2 separate regions of the Homo sapiens genome follow, and region 1 is linked to region 2. A link is an interaction called in ENCODE POLR2A ChIA-PET data of the cell type or tissue named here. Cell type or tissue: MCF 10A. All regions are shown on one strand. Each heading gives the region's core, and the rest is flanking DNA. Links, peaks and the distances in the headings are about the cores only.

Region 1 (5,583 bases), core at 1,024-5,023, 1.2 Mb after region 2:
CACAAATAAAGATTGAGTTTAGGTGTGGGGAGATAAGTCAGGGCCCCACCCTGTGCGGGCTTCTATTCTACCCAGGGAGAGAGAAAATAAAGAGGCAACTGAGGAGAATAATTAGACTGTGGTCATTGTTGTGATGGAAGCAGAATGATAAGGTAACAATTCTGTTGGAAGGGGTGCCTCTCAAGACAGAGCAGCCAGAGAAGGCTCATAAGAACTGATGTTTGGATAAAGAAGTTAAAAAAGAGAACAAGGGTATTTTAGGCAGAAGGAATAGCAAGGGCAAAGGTCCTGAGGTGGGAAAGAGCTTGGCGTGTGTACAGAACAGAAAAGAGATCTGTGTGTCTGGCCTGGGGATAAGGTTGGAGATATGCATGAGTCAGAAGAAGAAGGACCTTTTTTTTTCCCTTTTTCTTTTTTGAGACAAGCTCTCACTCTGTCGCCCAGACTGGAGTGCAGTGGGACAATCTTGATTCACTGCATCCTTGACCTCCCAGGCTCAAGTGGTCCTCCCACCTCAGCCTCCCAAGTAGCTGGGACTATAGGTATGCATCACCACGCCTGGCTATTTATTTGTATTTTTAGTAGAGATGAGGTTTTGCCATGTTGTGCAGGCTGGTCTCAAATTCCTGGGCTCAAGCTATCTGCCTGCCTCAGCCTTCCAAAGTGCTGGGATTACAGGCATGAGCCACTGTGCTTGGCAGAGAAGGGCCTTATTTGCCAAAGAAAATATTTGGATTTTTAAGAGTGACATGAAATTAGGGTGGTTTTAAGTAGTCAAGTGACATGAACTGCTTTAAGAAGACACTCCAGGCTGGGCGTGGTGGCTCACACCTGTAATCCCAGCACTTTGGGAGGCTGAGGCTGGCAGATCACCTGAAGTCGGAGTTCAAGACCAGCCTGACCAACATGGAGAAACCTCGTCTCTACTAAAAAAAAAAAAATACAAAATTAGCCGGGCATGATGGCACATATACCTGTAATCCCAGCTACTCGGGAGGCTGAGGCAGGAGAATCACTTGAACCTGGGAGGCGGAGGTTGTGATGAGCCGAGATTACACCATGGCCCTCCAGCCTGGACAACAAGAGCGAAACTCTGTCACACACACACACACACACACACACACACACACACACAAACAAAAACAAAAACAAAAACACCCACACACATACAAGAAGACACTCCAGCTGCTGAATGGGGATGAGAGGAGGCAAAGAGACATCACTAGACTATGTAGGGAAGGAGCTGGCAGAGGAGAGATGGAGAAATGGTCATATTCCAGCTATGCTTTAAGGTAGAACCAAAAAGACTTGCTGATGGATTAGATGTTGGGGATGGGAAAGACAAGAGGAAGAAAGGTTTGTCAGCTGCCTCCTCTGAGAAGCAGATACTGAATGAGGAGTGTAAGAGGCCTAAGAGGGAGTACCTATGAGAGGGGACAGGAAGCAGGGTTCAACAAGGAGAGCCTCAGACTGAAATGCAGATAGAATCTTGGGCAACATATTGGGGAACTCCAGAGCAAAGGTGTTTCATTAGAGGGGTTCGCATAGGGCAGAAATGTCCAGGCCCTAAGAACCCCTCCACTCTGCTCAGTCACTGGCCAGAGCCTGCTGAGAGCAGTGTGCCTTGGCTGGAAAACTGAGACAGATCCCTCAGCACTAACAGCTGGAGGCTGACAGCTAACTGTCCTCCTTGCAGCTGAGCAGCAAGTTCTTTCTTGAAGACAAATCCAAGTGGGGCACCTTCATGGCTACCACAGTCTTCCTTTTGTACCATGTGGATCTACTTTCCACACACATTGAGGGGTAGCTCTTCCGGGGTTTCAATGGGCTCTTTTCTTGAAGGGACTTAGTTAAGGGAGGTCAGTGGGTTAACCACAGGCTGTTGCTGCAGTTGGTCTTGCAATAGGTAACATCATTTCCCTCCTCCATTATCCATTCTAAATTCCACTCTCCCTCTCTGCTACAGATGACACCACTGTCATTTCTGCTGGTCTCGATAGCCTACCAGGTGGCGTAGCACAACCCTGATTCCTGAGAGGCTCTGAGTCCCTGATCACGTCACCCTTCACAGGCTGGGCTGCACTTGCCATTCAGGTCACCATTGGGCATGAAAGGTATCATCAAGAGGTGCTCAAGTGGCTGACCTGAGTTTCACACATATTCCTGCCTTATTGTCCAAGAGCAGTTCTAGCTCCTTTTGTTGATCAGGCTCTATATCCCTGCCCCAGGCCCACACAAAGCTGCACCCTCTAGAATACAGGCTGGAGCACTATTCCCAGGCATGGAATATGCTTGCTGCCAGAACCCTCCAGGCATTTTAGTTCCTTCTTTGTGCATGCAAGACGCAGCATTTTGTCTTTTGTTTCAGAGGCAACGTCCTAGTACACCCTTTACCACTGGATTCCAAAAAACTTTATGGGAGGGGCAAGCCCTGGAATCTTCAGAGAGTTTATGTCTCATTTTCTAGAGTGCATGTGTCTTCCCGAGGCTTTCAGGTGTCAGCCACCTCTTGCTATTCTCCCAAATTAGCCTAATGTCATTGATGAATGGAGCATTGTGATATTCTGTGGGAAGTCCAGATGATCTAGATCTTTTCTGAATGTATCATGACATAGATTGGGAGAGTTAACAACAACCCTGGGGGCCGGGGGAATCTAAATGAATATTGTCATCCAGTCCATGTGAATGCTGTTTCTGATTCTCTTTCTTGATCGAGATAAAGAAGAATGCATTTGCCAAATCAATGGCCAAATGTCATGTACTTGAAGCCATATTTATATAATCTAGCAATGACACCACACCCTGCATGATCACTCGGGGCTTGAGCTGAGCTAGGAATCGTCTATGGTTATTTCCCAGGATCCATGTGTTTTCTGCAGGGGCCAGGCTGGTGAATTAAACAGAGGTATGACACAGACCACAATCCTTGCATCCTTGAGGTACTTAAGGGTGGCAATGATCTCTATCTTCCCTCTGGAATGAGATATTATTTTGTATTTGCTATCTTGGCTGGGTGAAGGGGGACGGACACAATTTCAGAGGCTTCCACTGACCTTCCCCACATGATAGCTCTTATATCATAAAGCAGGGGCCCCACATCGGGGCTTCCCCAACTGCTGAATATACCAATCCCAGTTATACACTCAGGGACTGGGGCAATGACCACCAGGTGGAGCCACGGCCCCGGTGGACCCACTTGAAGCTGGACATCAGCCAGAATCCCCATTTTACCTGACCTATAGCCCATCATTGTAACAGGGGCCATAATGACATTTCAGGTCTTTGAATATCAGTGTCATTTCAGGCCCTGTGTCTAGTGGATATTCCTCCTCTCCCAGGTGACAGTCACCCAGGACTGGTGGAATTATTACAGTGCACACTTGCTGTGATGTTGCAGGGACCTTCCTCTCGGGGACTCTGTCACATTTTCCCATTCAATAGATTTCAGGTCTGAAAAATGTCTCAGGTCTAGGAAATGAGAAGGAATCATGACTTTTTTTTTAGTATTCTTAAAACATATATTTTATTTTAAATAGTGATAAAAACATAACATTTTCAGCTGGGTGTGGTGGTGTGCGTTTGTAGTCCCAGCTACTTGGGAGGCTGAAGTGGGAGGATCGCTTGAACCTAGGAGGTCAAGGCTGTAATGAGCCGAGATAGCGCCACTGCACTTCAGCCTGGGCAACAGAGCGAGACCCTGTCCCCAAAAAAGAAAAAAACCACACACAAAACAACATTGATTATCTTAACAATTTGTAAGTGTACAGTTTCATAGTTTTAAGTATATTCACAGTGTTGTGCAGCTGAGCTCTAGAGCTGCTCATCTTGCAACACTGACCCCCCCATACCTATTAAACAACAACTCCAAATTTCTCCCTGCCCCTGGCTCCTGGCAACCACCATTCTACTTTATGTTCCTATGAATCTGACTACTTTAGATACCTCATATAAATAAAATCATACAGTATTTTTGTCTTTTTGTGACTGGCGTGTTTCACTAAGCATAATATCCTCAAGGCTCATCCATGTTGTAGTATGTGACAGGACTTTCTTCCTTTTTAAGGCTGAATAATGTACATTTCCCATTTTATTTATCCTTTCATCCATCAATGGACACTTGAGTTGCTTCCTTTTGGCTGTTGTGAATAACGCTGCTGTGAATATGGGTGTGCAAATATCTCAAGACACTGCTTTCAATACTTTTGAAGTGGGATTGCTGGATCATACGGTAATTCCATTTTTAATTTTTTGGGAACACTCAGACTGTTTTCCACAGCAGCTGCACCATTTTACATTCCCACCAACACTGCACAAGGCTTCCAATTTCTCTACTTCAAGACTTTTTATGGGGGCAACTGTGCTCAGCCTATTCTTGCATTTGTTTGATTTGCCCTTGTTGGCTGTTAATTTTATCCCTAGGGATATCATGTTCTATTAATCAACTTAATTTCCCCTTGACTGGCTTTTTTATTGATTGATTGATTGAGACAAGGTCTCACTCTGTCACAAGGATGGAGTGCAATGGCACCAGCCTAGGAGGCTCACTGCAGCCTCCAACCCCTGGGCTCAAGGGATCCTCCCACCTCAGCCTCCCAAGTAGCTGGAGCTACAGGCACATGCAACTATGCCTGGCTAATTTTTTTTTTTTTTGAGATGGAGTTTTGCTCTGTCGCCCAAGCTGGAGTGCAGTGGCGCGATCTCAGCTCACTGCAAGCTCTGCCTCCCGGGTCACACCATTCTCCTGCCTCAGCCTCCCGAGTAGCTGGGGCTACAGGCGCCCACCACCACGCCCAGCTAATTATTTTTTGTATTTTTAGTAGAGACGGGGTTTCACCATGTTAGCCAGGATGGTCTCGATCTCCTGACCTCGTGATCCGCCCGCCTCGGCCTCCCAAAGTGCTGGGATTTATAGGCGTGAGCCACCGCGCCTGGCCGTGCCTGGCTAATTTCTAATTTTTTTTTTGTAGAGACAGGTCTTACTATGTTGCCCAGGTTGGTCACAAATCCCTGGCCTCAGGTGATCCTCCCACCTTGCACCAGGATTACAGGCATGAACCGTACCTGGTCTTGACTGGCTCTTTGACTTTGCTGGTCATTGAGAGAACTGTGACCTCCTGGCTTCTATTGTTGCCACCTGGCCTTTATTGCTTGGCATTGGGGAGGGGGTCGGTTATTTCCATTGCTATCAATAATCCCAGCTTTGTTATGACCTCTCCTACCTTCATCCCTGGCCCACTGTCTGTCTAGCTCCCATTTTGTTTATTGATGCTGGTGCCCCCCTCACCAATGCTGTGGTAAAGGATGTGTGTCTTCCATGGAACATAATCCCACGGTGAGTCTTTAGACCTCAAATAATACATTCCAACATGTCTACTTTCCTAAACTTTTAAATTTCTTCCTCCACTGCTGATGTGGAGGAAGCATTGAAATTCAAGCATTTCAACTGGGCTGCGTGGGTCATTACTTTTTCAAGGCTTGTAGGAGCACAATAATATTCATATATCTGAACTATTTCGTGGGGTCCTTGCTGGAGTGTAAATCCTGTATCCCAAGAAAGTGCCCCTAAATTAATAAACTTTCTTA
Region 2 (5,583 bases), core at 920-4,919:
ATCCAGCTAATTTTTTGTATTTTTAGTAGAGACAGAGTTTCACCAGGTTGGCCAGGCTGGTCTCAAACTCCTGACCTCAGGTGGTACACCTGCCTCAGCCTCCCAAAGTGCTGGGATTACAGGTGTGAGCCACCATGCCCGGCCGACTCCACCTCTTGACAGGGAAGTTGTAAGGTTCTGAAACAGTGTGTGGAACCAGAAACATTGTGGCCACATTTGGAAAATACAATCTTCCATATATAGGAATAATTTTTTTAGTTAATAAAACCAATAACAGAAGACTCTCAGCATTAGATTTCAAAATATACTATACTTTGAAATATAGTATTTCAAAACATTAACTAAAACAGTGTGTTATGGGTGGAGAAATAGACAAAAAGAATCAACAAAAGAGACATGCGCCTATAATCTCAGCTACTCAGGTCACCAAGGTGGGAGGATCACTTGAGCCAAGGAGTTTGAGGCTGCAGTGAGCTAGGATCCTGCCACCGCACTCCAGCCTGGGTAACAGAGTGAGACTCTGTCTTAAAAAAATAAAATTAAATTAAAATTTTTTTAAAAAGAGAGGCTAAGATCCAGAAATACACCTAACTATACAAGGAAACTTAGTATACAATAAAAGCATATGATAAAACTGTAAAAGGAAACAGTTAAAAGAAGAAGAAAATGATAGTATATATTGAAATGGCTGGCCATTCATTGGAAAACAAGCATATTAAATTAGATGCTATGTAAGGTGTTACTAACTGCCAAACAACCATTCCCAAACTCTTTTCCCTTGCTCACTATAGGTAACTTCTATCCTTAATTTTATGGTCATGATTCTATTGCTTTTTATTAATTATTTTTACCACCTATGTATTTACCCATAAACAATATATTGTTCAGTTTTGCCTGATATTAAATATTTATAAATTGCATTGCACTGTATGTTTTCTTCTGGGTTTTGGTTTTTTCACTTTCTGAAGTTCATCCAGTGGATGTGTGTGGCTGTAGCTCATTAATTTCCACTGCTCTATGACATTCCATCCAGTGAATATATCACAACTTATCATTCTAGGGTTGACGGATATTGGGTCATTTCCAGTTTTTGCTAATGCAAGCAGTGAGACTATAAACTTTACTGCCTGTGTTTTTAGGGCATATGTCTAAGAGCAGGATTACTGAGATATTAAATGTAAATTGAAATACTCACATATTCGACTTCACCAGGTAATATCAAACTATTTTCCAAAACAGTTTTACCAAATTACACTCCCGCAACAGTGAATGAAAGCGCTTGTTGATTCATAACCATGTCAACCCTCAATATTGCCAGACTTTAAAACTTTTGCTGTGGCTCACACCTGTAATCCCAACACTTTGGGGGGCCAAAGTGGGCAGATCGCTGGAGCTCAGGAGTTCAAGACCAGCCTGGGCAACAAGGTGACACTCTGTCTACACAAAAAATACAAAAAAATTAGCTGGGTGTGGTACCGTGCCTGTGATCCCAGCTACTCGGGAGGCTGAGGTGGGAGGACTGCTTGAGCCCAGGAGGTCAAGGCTGCAGTGAGCCATGATCACGCCACTGCACTCCAGCCTGGGTGACAGAGCAAGAACCTGTCTCAAATAAAAAAAAAAGCCAATTTAGTGGGTGTGAAATGGTATCTTCTAAAATTTGCATTTTCCTGATTATTACATAGGGAATAACTTTTCATATGTTTATGAGCCATTTCTGCTTTTTTTGTGAAATTCCCATCCATTTTTCTAGTTTGTTATCTTTTTTTTCTTTTTCTTTTCTTTTTTTTTTTTTTTTTTGAGGCAGAGTCTCACTCTGATGCCCAGGCTGGAGTGCAGTGGTGCGATCTCAGCTCACTGCAACCTCTGCCTCCCAGGTTCAAGCGATTCTCCTACCTAAGCCTCCCAAGTAGCTGGGACCACAGGTGTGCACCACTATGCGCAGCTAATGCTAATTTTTGTATTTTAAGTGGAGATAGAGTTTCACCATGTTGGCCAGGCTGGTCTCAAACTCCTGGCCTCAAGTGATCTGCCCATCTCAGCCACCCAAAGTGCTAGGATTACAGACGTGAGCCACCATGCCCAGCTGGTTATCTTTTTTTGTAGGAAGTCTTCAAAAATTCCAGATAATAATCCTTTGTCAGTTATATGTCTTGAAAATATATTCTCCCAATTTGCAGCTTGTCTTTGTATTCTTTTTTATTATTGTATTGTATTGTATTTATTTATTTATTTATTTTTACCTATTTTTTTGAGACAGGGTCTCACTCTGTTGCCCAGGTTGGAGTGCAGTGGCGCCATCTAGGTTTACTGCAACCTCCGCCTCCCAGGTTCAAGTGTTTCTTCCGCCTCAGCCTCCCAAGTAGCTGGCATTACAGGCACACGCCACCACAGCCCAGCTAATTTTTATAATTTTAGTAGAGATGGGGTTTCACCATATTGACCAGGCTGGTCTTGAACTCCTGACTTCAAGTGATCCACTCATCTCAGCCTCCCAAAGTGCTGGGATTACAGGCATGCGCCACTGTGCCCAGCTGTTCATTTGTTTCTTTCTTTATTTATTTTTGAGACAGAGTCTCACTGACACCCAGGCTGGAGTGCAGTGGTAAAAAAAAAAAAAAAAAAAAAAAAAAGCTCCAGATACAGTGGCTTACGCCTGTAATCCCAATATTTTGGGAGGCCAAGATGGGCAGATCACTTGAGGTCAGGAGTTCAAGACCAGCCTGGCCTACATGGTGAAATCCCATCTCTACCAAAAATATAAAAAATTAGCCGTGTGTGGTGACACGTGCCTGTAATCCCAGCTACTCGGAAGGCTGAGGCAGGAGTATTGCTTGAACTCGGGAGGTGGAGGTTGCAGTGAGCCGAGCTTGTGCTGCTGCACTCCAGCCTGCGTGAGAAAGCAAGACACTGTCTTAAAAAATAAAAAAAAAATTCACTCCCAATCTTAGTAGGCAATGTATAATAGTGTCCAAGAGCAAATTCTGAATGAAATGAGAGAGGAGAAAGAAGAAACCAGTCAGGCAGGCAGTTAAGGTGGGTCCTTGGTAAAACTCCTTCAAACAAAGAACAGCCTGAAAATTAAACTGCAGGCCCCAGATAAGTGACAGCCCGCATCCTGGAATGGAAATACCTACTCTAGGAACCCAGATGAACAAATACCACTCCCTTTTTGGACATATTTCACTCTCTTTGGCACACCTTAGTCTCTTAGTTTTCATCTATTTTACATATGCTTACCTTTCTGTGATTGGCCACAGCGGGAGTCTTCATTTACATAGGGTGAATCATCACTTCAGCCCCTGATTGGTTCCAGGCCAAGGTCCTGGCCCAAGCTTTCACTTCAGCCCCTGACTTGGTTCCAGGCCAAGTTGTTGAGCCAAGCCTTCACTTCTGCCTCCAACTGGTTCTTTACACTATCATACCTCTTTCTGAGTGGTGCTTTCTGCAAGATAGCCTGCAGGCCCGATCAGCACACTCCTCCCTTTCCCAGTCCATAAGCCACCCTCCTCACCCTCCCACTCAGCCTCATAGCTGGCAATCCTCTTTCAGGCCCCCTCTTTGCTGAGAGCTTTTCTGTTGCTTAATAAATCTGACTCTGGCTGGTCAGGAGTTTGAGACCAGCCTGGCCAACATGGTGAAACCCCGTCTGTACTAAAAATACAAAAAATTAGCCAGGTTCGGTGGCTCACACCTGTAATCCCAGCACTTTGAGAGGCCAAGACGGGCAGATCATGAGGTCAAGAGATTGAGACCGTCCTGGACAACATGGTGAAACACCATCTCTACTAAAAATACAAAAATTAGCTGGGCATGGTGGCAGGCGCCTGTAATCTCAGCTACCTGGGAGGCTGAGGCAGGAGAATTGTTTGTACCCAGGAGGTGGAGGTTGCAGTGAGCCAAGATTGTGCCACTGCACTCCAGCTTGGTAACAGAGTGAAACTCCATCGCCCCCCCGCCAAAAAAAAAACAAAAAGCAAAATATTGGCTGGGTGTGGTAGCAGGCACCTACAGTTCTAGCTACTTGGGAGGCTGAGGCAAGAGAATCGCTTGAACCCGGGAGGCGGAGGTTGCAGTGAGCCAAGATCATGCCACTGCACTCCAGTTCAGGTGACAGAGTGAGACTCCCCCATCTCAAAAAAAATAATAAAATAAATAAGTAAATAAATAAATAAATCTGACTGCCTTACTCACTCTCCAGTGTCTACACACCTTATTCTTCTTGGTCGTGGGACAAGAATACAGAGTCCACCAGCAGTTGAAGTGAAAATGCTGGAACACTCCCTCCCACTCTCCAAACAGCAAGAGTGAAAAAGCTGCAACAGGCCAGGCATGGTGGCTCACGCCTATAATCCCAGCACTTTTGGAAGCCAAGGTGGGTGGATCATTTGAGGTCAGGAGCTCAAGACTAGCTTGGCCAAAATGGTGAGACCCCATTTCTACTAAAAATACAAAAATTAGCCAGGTGTGGTGGCACACGCCTGTAATCCCAGCTACTCAGGAGGCTGAGGTAGGAAAATCACTTGAACCTGGGAGGCAGAGGTTGCAGTGAGCCAAGTGCAGTGGAGCCACTGCACTACAGCCTGGATGACAGAGTGAGACTCTGTCTAAAAAGGAAAAAAAAAAAAAGCTGCAACGCAAAGAGCCTAGGTGCAGATCCTGGCTCCATAGCTTACTAAATTATGATGTAATCTTGGGCAAATTATTAACCTTTCAATGCCTGTCTCCTCACCTGTAAAATGGGGATAATCATAGTATCTATCTGAGGCCGCACGCGGTAGCTCACGCCTGTAATCCCAGCACTTTGGGAGGCTGAGGCGGGCGGATCACGAGGTCAGGAGATAGAGACCATCCTGGCTAACATGGTGAAACCCCGTTTCTATTAAAAATACAAAAAAATTAGCCCGGTGTGGTGGCAGGCGCCTGTAGTCCCAGCTACTTGTGAGGCTGAGGCAGGAGAATCACTTGAACCTGGGAGGCAGAGCTTGCAGTGAGCCGAGATTGCGCCACTGCTCTCCAGCCTGGGTGACAGAGCAAGAATCCGTCTCGAAAAAAAAAAGAACGGGCCCCAACACATATTAGGCTCTGTATAAATACTTGCTGTTATATGATGCTTATCCGGACAATTTTTATTGTTACTGCCCAAGGCAAGGACCATACCTTATTCAGCTTTGTATCCCTAGCTCTTAACACAATGCCTGGCATAAATTAATAGTTTCCTCTTTCCTATCTCTAGCCTTTTCTTTCACTCAACTCTACCTTCTATAGTGCTGTCAAAATCATCTCTTTTACTAGGTACTATGTACTATGATACTTTCTCCCCCCTTACTAAAGCTTCCAGTTTTTCCCTGTTATCTGCAAATTTTTAAGCTAGATAACTTACCCAAAACTCTGTTTGCAACCAAAGTGCTCTAGGTTCTCCTTCATACCAAACAGTGGTGTTAGGGCTATCTTTCCATCAGTCTATATCCATATTTGGCTTGCTATTTATTTATTTATTTATTTAGAGATGGAGTTTCGCTCTTGTTGCCCAGGCTGGAGTGCAATGGCATGATCTCGGCTCACCCAACCTCCGCCTCCCAGGTT

Evidence for each region. Peaks named below come from ENCODE experiments on the same cell type or tissue, not always from the same donor. Only the 100,000 strongest peaks of a DNase experiment are listed, where the experiment ranks them.
Region 1: POLR2A ChIA-PET joins it to region 2 with 6 read pairs; 2 of 35 experiments call an interaction of 5 or more read pairs at or near these places.

The regions. Positions count from the first base shown.
Region 1 is chr1:150,166,749-150,172,331 of GRCh38, reverse strand. The region is part of intron 2 of LINC02988 (long intergenic non-protein coding RNA 2988); the gene reads right to left. Among named protein-coding and RNA genes, the nearest start is that of LINC02988, 8.8 kb to the right of the region's middle. In MCF 10A, for the core only: a CTCF peak has its summit at 3,164 (motif pointing right); a DNase peak (open chromatin) is centred at 3,191.
Region 2 is chr1:151,349,967-151,355,549 of GRCh38, reverse strand. No RefSeq gene overlaps it. Among named protein-coding and RNA genes, the nearest start is that of RFX5, 5.5 kb to the right of the region's middle. RefSeq lists a silencer at 4,150-4,350. In MCF 10A, for the core only: no CTCF peak of the experiment used is centred there; a DNase peak (open chromatin) is centred at 3,339.